3 separate regions of the Homo sapiens genome follow, and regions 1 and 3 are each linked to region 2. Evidence: chromatin contacts called from ENCODE Hi-C data. All regions are on one chromosome and are shown on one strand. Each heading gives the region's core, a stretch centred on a gene start or an enhancer-like site at or near the end of the contact. The rest is flanking DNA. Distances are from core to core; before and after follow the strand shown.

Region 1 (3,561 bases), core at 233-2,732, 2.6 Mb before region 2:
GCCAGTAACATCCTGCATACAGGCAGCTGAAATTCTCTACCATGAAAATGTGGATACCTGGGCATAACAAGCAATGACACCCCAAAGCTAATGTGTAGAATGAGGAAGGAAGATCACAAAGATGCTGGCAAAAAGGGTATGATAAACTCATCCCCAGATATACCTGGAGCCTTTGAATCTTGGGAGAAAGGGAAAACTAGCCCCATGTCGGGGCTCTAAATCCTGTTCTTTCCTAACCCTAGCAACTCTTGTCTGGACATCTGTCCTTCAGAAATTGCAGTTCATCTTGTTCAAGCTTAGTTTCATCAAAGCATAAACGAACATCGAGTCAGCCATCATAAAAGCTGTTTCACTCAAAAGAGCCTAAAGCACTCAAAAGTGCTCTTAGTTATAAAGTCCAGGAGGGTCCACCACCTTCGACAAATTACCTCACCTCTCTGGGTTTCACTTTCCTCAGTTATAAAACGCAAAGCCTTCACAAGGTAATCTATCAGGTCCTACTGAATTCTAAATGCTTTGATTCTTCTCTTACCAAAAGACCATTCCAAATCTACCTTAAACTAAAGCGGCCAAACGAATCCTCTAAACATCCCTTTCTTATTACTCCGTTAGTGAAGACTCCAAAATTACTCTCTATGGCTTCTTAGATAATCTTTTCTTTCTCCTAAGTTTTCAAGACATCCATAAGAAGGTCCTACTTACCTATCTACCCTTATTTCCGACTATTAGTCATTACAGTTCTGTTCCATACCCGCCGGTGTCCCCACGGCCTGCTTTTCACAGGACACAATTCCCAGCTTTTGAGTTTTGCTCGTTACCACCTCCCACACATCTAGCCGGAAACGCTAAGTTCTCCCTCTTAAGGTTGAATCCAAGGCCTTCAGTGAGGTCACGACTCTTTTCCAAGTAACCTTTCCCTATTTCTGTTAATGGTCCTTTCTTCAATCAACACGAATAAACTAAACCTTTACAAGATGCAAGACACACTGAGCGAATTACAACTCTATGTAAATCATCACATTTGAGCCCGTATCAACCACACACTCGGTTACCGGCATGCTAATGGCTTCCTTGGAGGCTTCACCTTAGGCAAGACCGTGCAACAGGAGGCTCCTCCACCCTCCAAAGCATCTAGGATAGTGTTGGGCACAGGGCAGGTGCTCCACACGAACACGCCCGGGTCGGCCCCAATCCACCGCCAGGACCCGCCGCGGCGCCGGGAGGGCAGGCGTTGGCCGCCGGGCAGCCGGGCCGTCCAAGGCCCAGGTGTCTGAGGTCACCCAGGTGGCGCAGGGCCGGCCCACGCACGGCCGGGACCCGGCCACTTCTCCAGCAGGGCGTCTCCCCATACCGGCTCCATCGCCTGCAGCCTCCCGGCCCCTGGACGTCCGGGCCAGGGCCTCGCCACCAACCCTCCTCCCGCCGCCAACCCTCCTCCCTCCACCTCCGGCCCCGCGCCCCCTTCTCAGCCAGTCTGACAGGTCCTGCCGCCGCCTGGCCGCCCTGGGGCGGGGTCCGGCCGCAGGCGCGCGACGGGAGGGGGCGCGGGGGTACGGAGACGGCGGCCCGAGGGGTCTCGCGAGCAGAGTCGAGCGCGACTCACCCGACGCCAAACACCAGAACCGGGGCCGCCCTGCGCGAGACCACAAACGACAGCGAAGAGCGTTAGGCTGTGGCCGGACAGTGGCGGCGCCGACACTTCCTGCCTGAAGGGGCGGAGCGGAAGGCGCACCGGAAGGCGCACCGGAAGGCGCACCGGAAGGCGCGGCGGGACCAAGTGGAACGGGGGTGCGCTGAGTGTTCGCGCCCGGGCCGGCGGGGTCTGCGTGTCCGCCGAGCGGCGGGGCTGCTGAGGCCGGACGCACACGGCCGGGGTCTTAATTGCCCCTCCGGCCTGCTCCGATCCGCTGCGATATCGCGGCCTGCGCTGCGGCGGTCGTCCGCAGCCCGGCCCTCGTCCCCCGCTCCTTTGGTAGCTCCGCCACCCTTCCGCATTCCTGGGCCCGCTGGGCGCGGCTGGGCAGGCCGCTGGAATTTGACCCGAGTGGGCCGCGATCGGCCGAGGATTTGGGGTCCCCTTTGACCCAGGCGGGGCGCGATCCGCCTAGGATTTGGGGTCCCCTGGCGCCGAACCCTGAGTTGCCAGATGTAGCAAGTAAAAGTACAGTTCTTCTAAATTTGAATTTCAGACAAGACAGGTTTTAGGGTTCGTCTCATGTAATGTTGAGAAGGTGAGGGCGGCGCCTGGGCGGATTCTTCTCCGTTCCAGAATCCCTTTCTCTTTTCAAACCGCATTACAGCCCGAGTTAAATTCTTTAACCTACTCCTCTCTGCTTACCCTCATAAGGTTTACGGCCGTATCAGGCTACGGCCGCAGCCTACGGCTGTTTGATTCCCCTTTTGGCCACAAGAAAGTTTTATTCGAACTACTTGCTTTCCTTTATCAAGAAAATGGCAACGCACACACATACATGCACACACAAATAAAAACACAAAGCTACGTTTTTCAGGTTTTGTTCTAGATCGTGTTTGTGGCTGTGTTCTTCAGGATATTTTCCCTCACCTTGAGGTAATCTAGCATTACTTCATCTAGCATTACTAAAATAGCATTACTTCAGGATGGTGGAGGATCGGCAATCTAATAGCAAATCTTTATTGAACTCTTCTTACTGCCTTAACATGTGCCGGATGCTGAGAGATGAATTCAAAGCCTCTTAGGGAGTTTATATTCTAGAAATCTTTGATCAGAAATTCCTAGAAGAGAGGGACCTTGTGTTCAGCACTCTGTAGCAGTTCTTAAACAGTAGCACGCATAATAACAGGGCTTTTAAAAACATTTTTGAGCCTCAAAACCGGGTATCAGGATTCAGTGAGTAAGGGGTGGAGGATAATTCGAATTTCTGGTAAGCACACATGATGCTGATGGGGTGGTCGCCATCCCAGCAGCACAGCTCTAAACGCGGTTCATAACTGTGTGTATTTTCTCAATAGTGTTAGAAAAGCAATTGCTGAAAAGTCACACCTGGTTCTACAATATTTACTCTTAGGTTTTGGTTCGATAGTCTAAATTAAAAAAAAAAAAGTTTCTAGAATTGTGCTGTCCAATACAATCGTCACTAACCACATGCAGCTAAACTTAAATTTAGTTCCTCAGTTGTATTTGATACGTTTTATTTTTAGAGATGGGGTCACCCTATGTTGCCTAACCTGGAATGCACTGGCTATTCACAGGCGTGATCATAATGCACTACAACCTGGAACTCCTGGCCTCAAGCGATCCTCTCACTTGAGCCTCCCAAGTAGTTGGGACTACAGGTGAGAGACACCGCACCAGTGCGTCTGGCAGTATTAGACACTTTTTTTTTTCTTGAGACGGAGTCTTGCTCCGTCGCCCAGGCTGGAGTGCAGTGGTTTGATCTCGGCTCACTGCAACCTCTGCCTCCCGGGTTCATGTGATTCTTCTGCCTTAGCCTCCCGAGTAGCAGGGACTACAGGCCTGTGCCACGACGCCCAGCTAATTTTTGTATTTTTAGTAGAGACGGGGTTTCACCATGTTGGCCA
Region 2 (3,589 bases), core at 1,090-3,589:
AGAGACTCTTCTAGAATTTATATGAACATGGGAACACAGGTGGTATCTACATTTAGTGATCAATATATGTTGACTCCTACTATGTGGCAGGCTGTGTTTGAGGCCCTGGCGATACAACAGTGAACACGAGAAACAAATCCTCTGCCCTCATAAAGCTTACAGCACATTTCACTTTTACTACCTGCTGTCCCCCTTCTAACAGGGGAAGGGAAAGGCTGACATACATCAGATGGTGATGTTCGTCTATGGAGAAACACCAAGGAGGTTGGGGGAGAGTCACAGTTTTAAATCAGGAGGTCTAGGAAGGCTTGCCCGAGTGGAGTAGAGACTCAAAGGAAGAAGCCAAGTGTGGGGGAAGAAGGTTCCAGGGAGTGGGGATGTCCCGGTGTGCTCAAAAACTCACAAGAACAGCAGGGCTGGTGCAGAGAGCAGCAGCTAAGGTCAGAGCTGAAAAACGGACACCATAAGGACCGTGGCTCTTACTGAGTGAAATGGAGCCACTAAGGGCTTGAGGGTGAGGAATGATATGCTTTGACCTTTGGTGGTGTCTTTTTTTGTTTTTGACATGGGTTCTCCCTCTGTCGCCCAGGCTGGAGTACAGTGCCACGATCTCAGCTCACTACAACCTCCGCCTCGTGAGCAATTCTCATGCCTCAGCCTCCTGAGTAGCTAGGATTACAGACATGCACCAGCACACCTGGCTAATTTTTTGTGTTATTAGTAGAGACTGGGGTGTCGCCATGTTGGCCAGGCTGGTCTCAAATTCCTAACCTCAGGTGATCTGACTCAGCCTCCCAAAGTGGTGGGATTACAGGCGTGAGCCACCACACCTGGCTGCTTTGAGTTTTGAAAGGATCTCACTGGCTGCTGTGTTGAGAACAGACTACTGACTTCTAATAGCAGCGACTTCTTTACCTTGATAAACCACAGCAACTCCTCCAAAACACCCTTCCAGAACACACGTTTGGTTGTCAGCAGAGGGAATTCATCTGAAAAACAATTTGCCATACGGTTTCAAGATGGGAAGACAGATCATGCCATCCAACTTTCTTCAGGGAAGAAAACTGCCCTGGGACGTGAGGCCCTGGAGCATCCAGAAAGCCTAGACTCCCGCAAAGTGGGCCAGAGATCACGGTGGAGCTCCCAGGCTGCAAGTCCCATCAGTGGCCCGATTCAGGCTGAGACAGCACTTCTGTGCCCCGGTGACCAGTGGACACAGGAATTCCACACAGTGAGATGGTGGCGAGGGCAGGGATGAACATGTGGCAAAAGGGAGGAGCTATCATCCACTGCCCACTAGTGCTAATCCTGTCACAAAGGTGTGAAGACAACACCAAGCATGTGTCCCAGGAACAAAAAGGGAGGCATCAGAAGTGTCGAGCCACAGAGAAATGAAAGTGTAAAAACTTATCTTTAAATGCAGTCCTCGTTCATCCGCACTCGCTTGTGGTACAGTTTATATTCAGACAACAGAGAGATTTTTGCAAGCACCTGCTTTTATCAGAATTGCCTACTAAGCATTATTTTCTCCATTTTTAACATATAGGGAAGCTATATGAGAAGTAACTTGCTCAATGTCTAAGCAGAAAGGTGGGTTAAAAATGAGGTCTATGGCTCATCAAAGGCCCCTGGGCTTGGAGCTGCAGAAAAGTGGATCCCTCTCCTCAGACAAAACTCCCCACGCTGTCCCACGCCAATCAGCCACAGCAGCTGCTATGTATTCGTCTCTAGATGGGTCCGTGGGCCGGAGGGCTTTTCCGCTAGCTACAGTGAATCTGCTTCACCACGAATGGGTTTCCCCATTCAAAACCACCTCCACCCCTGTGTCAAGGCTGCGCTCCATTTATCTGAGCGGTCAAGGTCAGCCCCTGGCTCACACACCTTCGAGTCCCCTCCCCCGCGCAGCTGGCGCAGGATCCAGGACGGCAGGACGGTGTGGCCTTAGGGAGGGCCAACGGCTGCCTAACGTCCTGTGCCCACCCCGCCCCGCCCCACTGTCCCCTGAAAGCCTGGCGCCAATGACCCGCGAGACATTTTTTGCCTGGGGTGCTCCTGTCGGAAAGGAAAGAGGAAAGGACGACTAAGAACTTATACTCGAACTCCCGAATTTCTCTTTTCAAGGTTTAAGAGGAAAGCTGGTTCGTGGGGATTGGATGGGAGGCCACCAGGAAACCAAGTTCCCGCGCCAGCTTCAGTGCTCTCCTCTTCCCGCCGCCTTTGCCCCGCCCACATCACTTTCGCTCCAGTTTTTGAAAACGCTGCGAAGCGGAATGGTCCACAGGGGAAAACGGAGGAGGGGCCAAAGCCAGGACTTTGAGACCGGCGCGCGGTCAAGCCCAGGCAGCTCTCCCTAACCCTCCAGCACTGGGCAAACGCTGCCCGATGACGCCCGCCTCGGGGGCCACGGCATCACTGGGGCGACTGCGAGCCCGGCCGCGGAGCCGCTGGGACGCGGCTTACCTCCCGGCTGTCGCTGCTGTGTGTGTTGCCCGCGCCAGTCACGTCCCTAATGGGACCCTCCGTTTCGGCGTCTGTAAGGCGAGGAGGACGATGCGTCCCCTCCCTCGCAGGATTGAGGTTAGGACTAAACGGGGTCCGCAGCGCCCGGCAGCTCCCGAGCGCTCTCCCCAGCCGCGCCTCCCTCCTTCCCGCCACCCGTCCCGCAGGGGCCCGCGGCGTCACCTCTCAGGCTGTAGCGCGCCTGCATGCCGAATACCGACAGGGTGCCGGTGCCCGTGCGGTCGTCCTTCCTGACGCCGCAGCGGAGGATGTGTTGGATCTGCCCCAGGTACTGCAGCTCCCCGTGCGGCGGACGCGGCTCGGCGTCCCGCTCCTGTGCGGCGGGGGGCAAGGGCCGGCGCGGCAGCTCCGAGCCGGCCACAGGCATGGCGCGGCGGGCGGGGGACGGAGGCAGGCGAAGTGGCGCGGCGGGACGGAGGCAGGCCAAGTGGCGCGGCGGGACGGAGGCAGGCCAAGTGGCGCGGTGGCAGGACCCCTTCCGCGCGCCTTTTCCCGCGGCCGTCCCGCGCTCCGCCTCTTCCTGCTCGGCGGGGTCGCGGCGGCCCCCGCTCTAGAGAGCGTGCGCCAGGGGGAAACGCAGGAGCCACGGGTGTGGCACAGAACGGAGCCCAGGGCCACAGCTGAGAGTCTTAGGAAACCCGGGAACCTGGATGCAGGTGCGGTGGCTGGGAAGGACTGCGCCCTTTGGGAACCGTCTGGTCGACCGCGCCTTCTCTAAGCCAGCAGCACAGTTCCCACGTTTTCCTGCGGTCTTGTCAACAAAACTGCTGTTTGAGATCTGTTTCCTACAACTAATAAGGGATTTGCATTTCCATTTCTTCGTTCTCACTGAAGCAACCGAAGCAAGTGGTATAATGCAGCTTTTCTACTTGATTAAAAACCGCCAGGGCGCTGGACGCGGTGGCTCACGCCTGTAATCCTAGTACTTTGGGGGGCCGAGGCGGGTGGATCACCTGAGGTCAGGAGTTCAAGACCAGCCTGGACAACATGGTGAAACCCCCGTCTCTACTAAAAGTACAAAAATTAGCTGGGCGTGGTGGCTACTTGGGAGGCTGAGGCAGAAGAATTG
Region 3 (3,523 bases), core at 1-2,500, 2.9 Mb before region 2:
AGAAGTTTTAGACCTCAGCCTCTGGCCCTGGGCCTTCTGAAATGACCTTCCTCCAAACACCATTTAATTTCCGCTAACTTAGTTAATGAATGGAACTTTCTGAAGACAGCAGTTACTTTGATCTGAACCCCTTTCCTAGTTTCCAGTTAACATAGCCAGAGGGAGACAGAAGGGGTGCCCGCCTCTCAATGGGTGCCCTCTCCTCCTGCGTGGCTGGAGCAGCTCCCAGCTGTAGCTATTCCTCTAACGCAGAGAGAGCTGCAGAAAGCAGTTCCCAAAAGGAAGAAGGCAAGTTACAAATACCGCCGTTGGCATTTTCGTGGGTGTTTCCCGCCACATAGAGATAAAAGCTTTGAGGTGGGGCTTTGAGGCACACTCTCTGGGTAGCTGGGCCTGCAGTCTGGAAATCCTAAGTAATCCTTGCAAATAGGCTAACTGGAAGCCAGCAATACAAATGAGCAGTGCTTCTGGCCTGAGAGAAAGGTGTCTGCATTCAAAGTACAACTTCAGATAAAAATGGAAAATGCCAGTCCCACCCTGCAGGAATCCTGTTTCTGGGCTGTTTATCCTCACTGCCATCCACCCTACCCTTGGCTGTGACTAGGATGTGAAGAAAGAGATTGGGTGGAAAAGGCTACCGCAGCTCTTGCTCCGTTTAACTCACCACCTTAAAAAACATGGCCTTGGCTGCTGCTTTAAAACAACAACAACGAAAATCCCCAGCCCCAACCCAGAGGTTTAACCCTGCAGCTAAGGTGAAGTTTTTGTTAAGGTGATAAGGTAAAAAAGGACGCCATTCTGAGCCTTGACTTCCACTCTTCATACTTTTCGGAAGACAAGTCCAGCAAAGACCTCCACCCCTTCCAAAGAGCGACTTACCTCGTAGCTGATCCACAGATTGCAACGTACAGATGTGATGTTCCAGGCTTGGCCACAAGGGGACACTAGAGAGTAGGACTGCCCGCGTCAATGTTTTGTTTTTTACAGACTTTTGGTTGGGAGGGAGGGAGGGAGGGAGGGGGGTGTGGGAGTGGTGGGGGAGATGCTGGCTTTAAAAAAAAGTCCATTTGTTCCCTGAGATTGTGCCACTTGCCCTTTTATAAGTCAAAGGTTGCCACGTTACCTGTTGCCAGGTTCCTGAGAGTGCTTGGGGAAAATGTGGGCGAGAGAGGCACAGCACAGTCCTCCGGCTTGGTAGGTTTCAAGCTCTTTTGACTGGGCTGGCGCTGACATTTGCAGGGGCAGCTGCTGTGGATTGCCTGCGCATTGTTTGGCTGTAGTTCTAACAGAGGAGTGGCTGCGTCTGACATCATTTCCAGGCATCAAGTGCCTGGGGCTTTTTTTTTTTTTTTTCTTTAATGACGAACTCTCTGACCCCTCCCTGCCTGGATTTTTGTACAGTACATGCACTGTGCAAAACAGCCTCCACTCAGGAAGCCCAAGTTTTGTAGCAGCTTGTTGAAACAACTTGGGTGCCTTTTAAAAAAAATAAAGTTGTGACTCTGAAACAAACCTTTCCATTCTTCCTCCTTGCTGAGAACAATGTTGCGTTTGATTAGCAGCGCAGCCAGTGCTTTCTGAAAGATCTGCTCTCCCCAGAAGAGGCGGCTGCTATCAGTTGAATAGATCTCTAGGCCAGACATGCCGAGGCTTGGGGCATTTGTCTGGCGTTAGGAAGTGTCTGGAATACTAGCAACTACCAACTGGCGTGTCTTATGACTACAGGAATTATTACACTACCCTCCATTTCATTCACATCCCCTCTCCTCCCCTTACACACACACACAAGCATATTTTTTTCTACTTTAGAAAAAGTTGAGCGAGTCATCTTGTGGTTTCCGTGGAGGATGTAACTGGGAGAGAAGACTGTGGGATACCTTGTATCTCCCAGAGGGGGGCCGGGAATCATGGTGTATGACCCACCCCAACAGCCTCTGATCTCTGCCTTCTCACCACTGACCGCCACGCTTTGGGTGGCCTTAAATGTGAAGCTGTAAATATTTTGAAATAAGGTAGTGATTTTTCCATGTGCATTTTGTTTTGTGGCATTTCTCTCCTTCTGCAATATTTTAAAAGTTGCAACTGTGCACCCCTTGTTGACCACTCCAAATTCATTCATTCACTGAAACTTAAGAGTTCCTGCAGAGTGAGGATGGCTGTGCACGAAGGAGTCCCTCGTGGAAACCACGGTGCTTTAGTGGACAAGGTGTTTACTAGAGAGTGTTTACTGGCGGGGGGCGGGGGAGATAAACAAAGGTGGTTTGAGTTAATGGTCAGATGGGAGTTGGAGCCCTGAGTACTCTAACTCTGTCACTGAATCTCTAGATGAGTTAGGGATGTCCGTTGCCTGCTCTGAGCCTTAATATTTTCATCAGTTAAATGGGGATAGTGGGATCTTTCACATATGTGAGATCATGTCTATTTTCTTCTTTTTCTTTTCTTTTCTTTCTTTTTTTTCTTTTTCTTTTTCTTTTTCTTTTTCTTTCTTTCTTTTTCTTTTTTTTTTTTTTTTTTTTTTTTGAGGCAGGGTCTTGCTCTGTCACCTAGGCTGGAGTGCAGTGGCACAGTCATGGCTCATTGCGGCCTCCACCTCCCAAGCTCAAGTGATCCTCCCACCTCAGCCTACCGAGTAGCTGAGACTTCAGGCGTGCACCACCATGACCAGCTAGTTGTTGTTGTTTGGGTTTTTTTGAGACGAGGTCTCACTCTGTTGCCCAGGCTGGTCTCCAACACCTGGGCTAAAGCGATCCTTATGCTTCAGCCTCCCAAAGTGCTGGGATTACAGGTGTGAGCCACCACACCCAGCCCCCATGTCTATTAAGTTCTTAGCACAGTGTCCAGTACACAGAGTAAGGATTTGCTCTCTGGTGATTAGGAAGATCTAATGGCATGTCACGGGTCTGGACTGAATCTCATCTCATCATCTTTGTTGTTGCCAGGGTTTGCGCATTTTTGCCGGTGGAGGACTCCAGCCAGACCGCTGATTTGTCTGGCATTTGTTGGAAAGTCCGGCCAGCATAACACATCACCGCAAGGAGCAGGAGCCCTATGATGCACTGTTAAGTGCACAACTATGGGGTCTGCTTGGCTGGAAGCAGCAGCAGCAAACTTGTCTATTAGTTATTTTGTCCTCATCAGTGCCAGCTGCTTTCCCAAGATGGCAGAACATTCATCATTGCTACCAGACAGCCTCGTTGGAGCTCTTTCTCTGGCCTCCTTTTTTGGCTTCTTTCTTCAGCTCTTCAGCATCATTCTCTGTGGGACCCTCCCTAGTTTGCAAATTCTTGTCTAAATTTCACTCATTATCATAACCATCCAATTTGAAAGAAACCTTGTCATCTAGTTGAGCCCCCTATCAGATGTTGGTACAATTGCTATAGCCTCCCAGCCAAAAGATGTGCTGGTCTGTGCTTGAACAGGTCCAGGGGCTGAGAACTCCCTCTGTTATGAGGTCCTCATATTCCTTCTATGGACGGACAATCAATGCCTGGAGAATTATTCTTTATGCCTCTCTGAGCCCTTG

The links. A loop is a pair of places that touch in the nucleus more often than their neighbours do. Pooled maps may share reads with other maps.
Region 1: a loop to region 2 is called in a pooled map, with 10 times the contacts of the local background. The contact joins the promoter of MYL12-AS1 here to the promoter of TYMSOS in region 2. A Hi-C loop is called at or near these places in 4 of 37 single-sample maps with no recorded cell type and 3 of 50 pooled maps.
Region 3: a map with no recorded cell type shows a loop between it and region 2 (19-fold over the local background). The contact joins the promoter of DLGAP1-AS1 here to the promoter of TYMSOS in region 2. A Hi-C loop is called at or near these places in 3 of 37 single-sample maps with no recorded cell type and 5 of 50 pooled maps.

Annotation. Positions count from the first base shown.
Region 1 is chr18:3,260,280-3,263,840 of GRCh38, reverse strand. It overlaps MYL12-AS1 (MYL12A and MYL12B antisense RNA 1), which reads left to right and starts at 1,482. Exons shown (of 4, transcript NR_130145.1): 1 at 1,482-1,788; 2 at 2,511-2,569. MYL12B (myosin light chain 12B) reads right to left here and starts at 1,708. Exons shown (of 4, transcript NM_033546.4): 1 at 1,604-1,708. RefSeq lists a silencer at 1,163-2,052 and an enhancer at 2,263-2,312.
Region 2 is chr18:657,041-660,629 of GRCh38, reverse strand. TYMSOS (TYMS opposite strand RNA) reads left to right here and starts at 2,339. Exons shown (of 2, transcript NR_171001.1): 1 at 2,339-2,788. It overlaps TYMS (thymidylate synthetase), which reads right to left and starts at 2,977. Exons shown (of 7, transcript NM_001071.4): 1 at 2,683-2,977; 2 at 916-989. The coding sequence starts at 2,887. RefSeq lists enhancers at 2,265-2,384, 2,252-2,751, 2,752-3,253 and silencers at 2,615-2,664, 2,835-3,014.
Region 3 is chr18:3,591,841-3,595,363 of GRCh38, reverse strand. DLGAP1-AS1 (DLGAP1 antisense RNA 1) reads right to left here and starts at 1,250. Exons shown (of 3, transcript NR_024101.1): 1 at 1,124-1,250; 2 at 880-944. All of the region lies in intron 7 of DLGAP1 (DLG associated protein 1), which reads left to right. RefSeq lists enhancers at 1-78, 1,491-1,610 and a silencer at 199-493.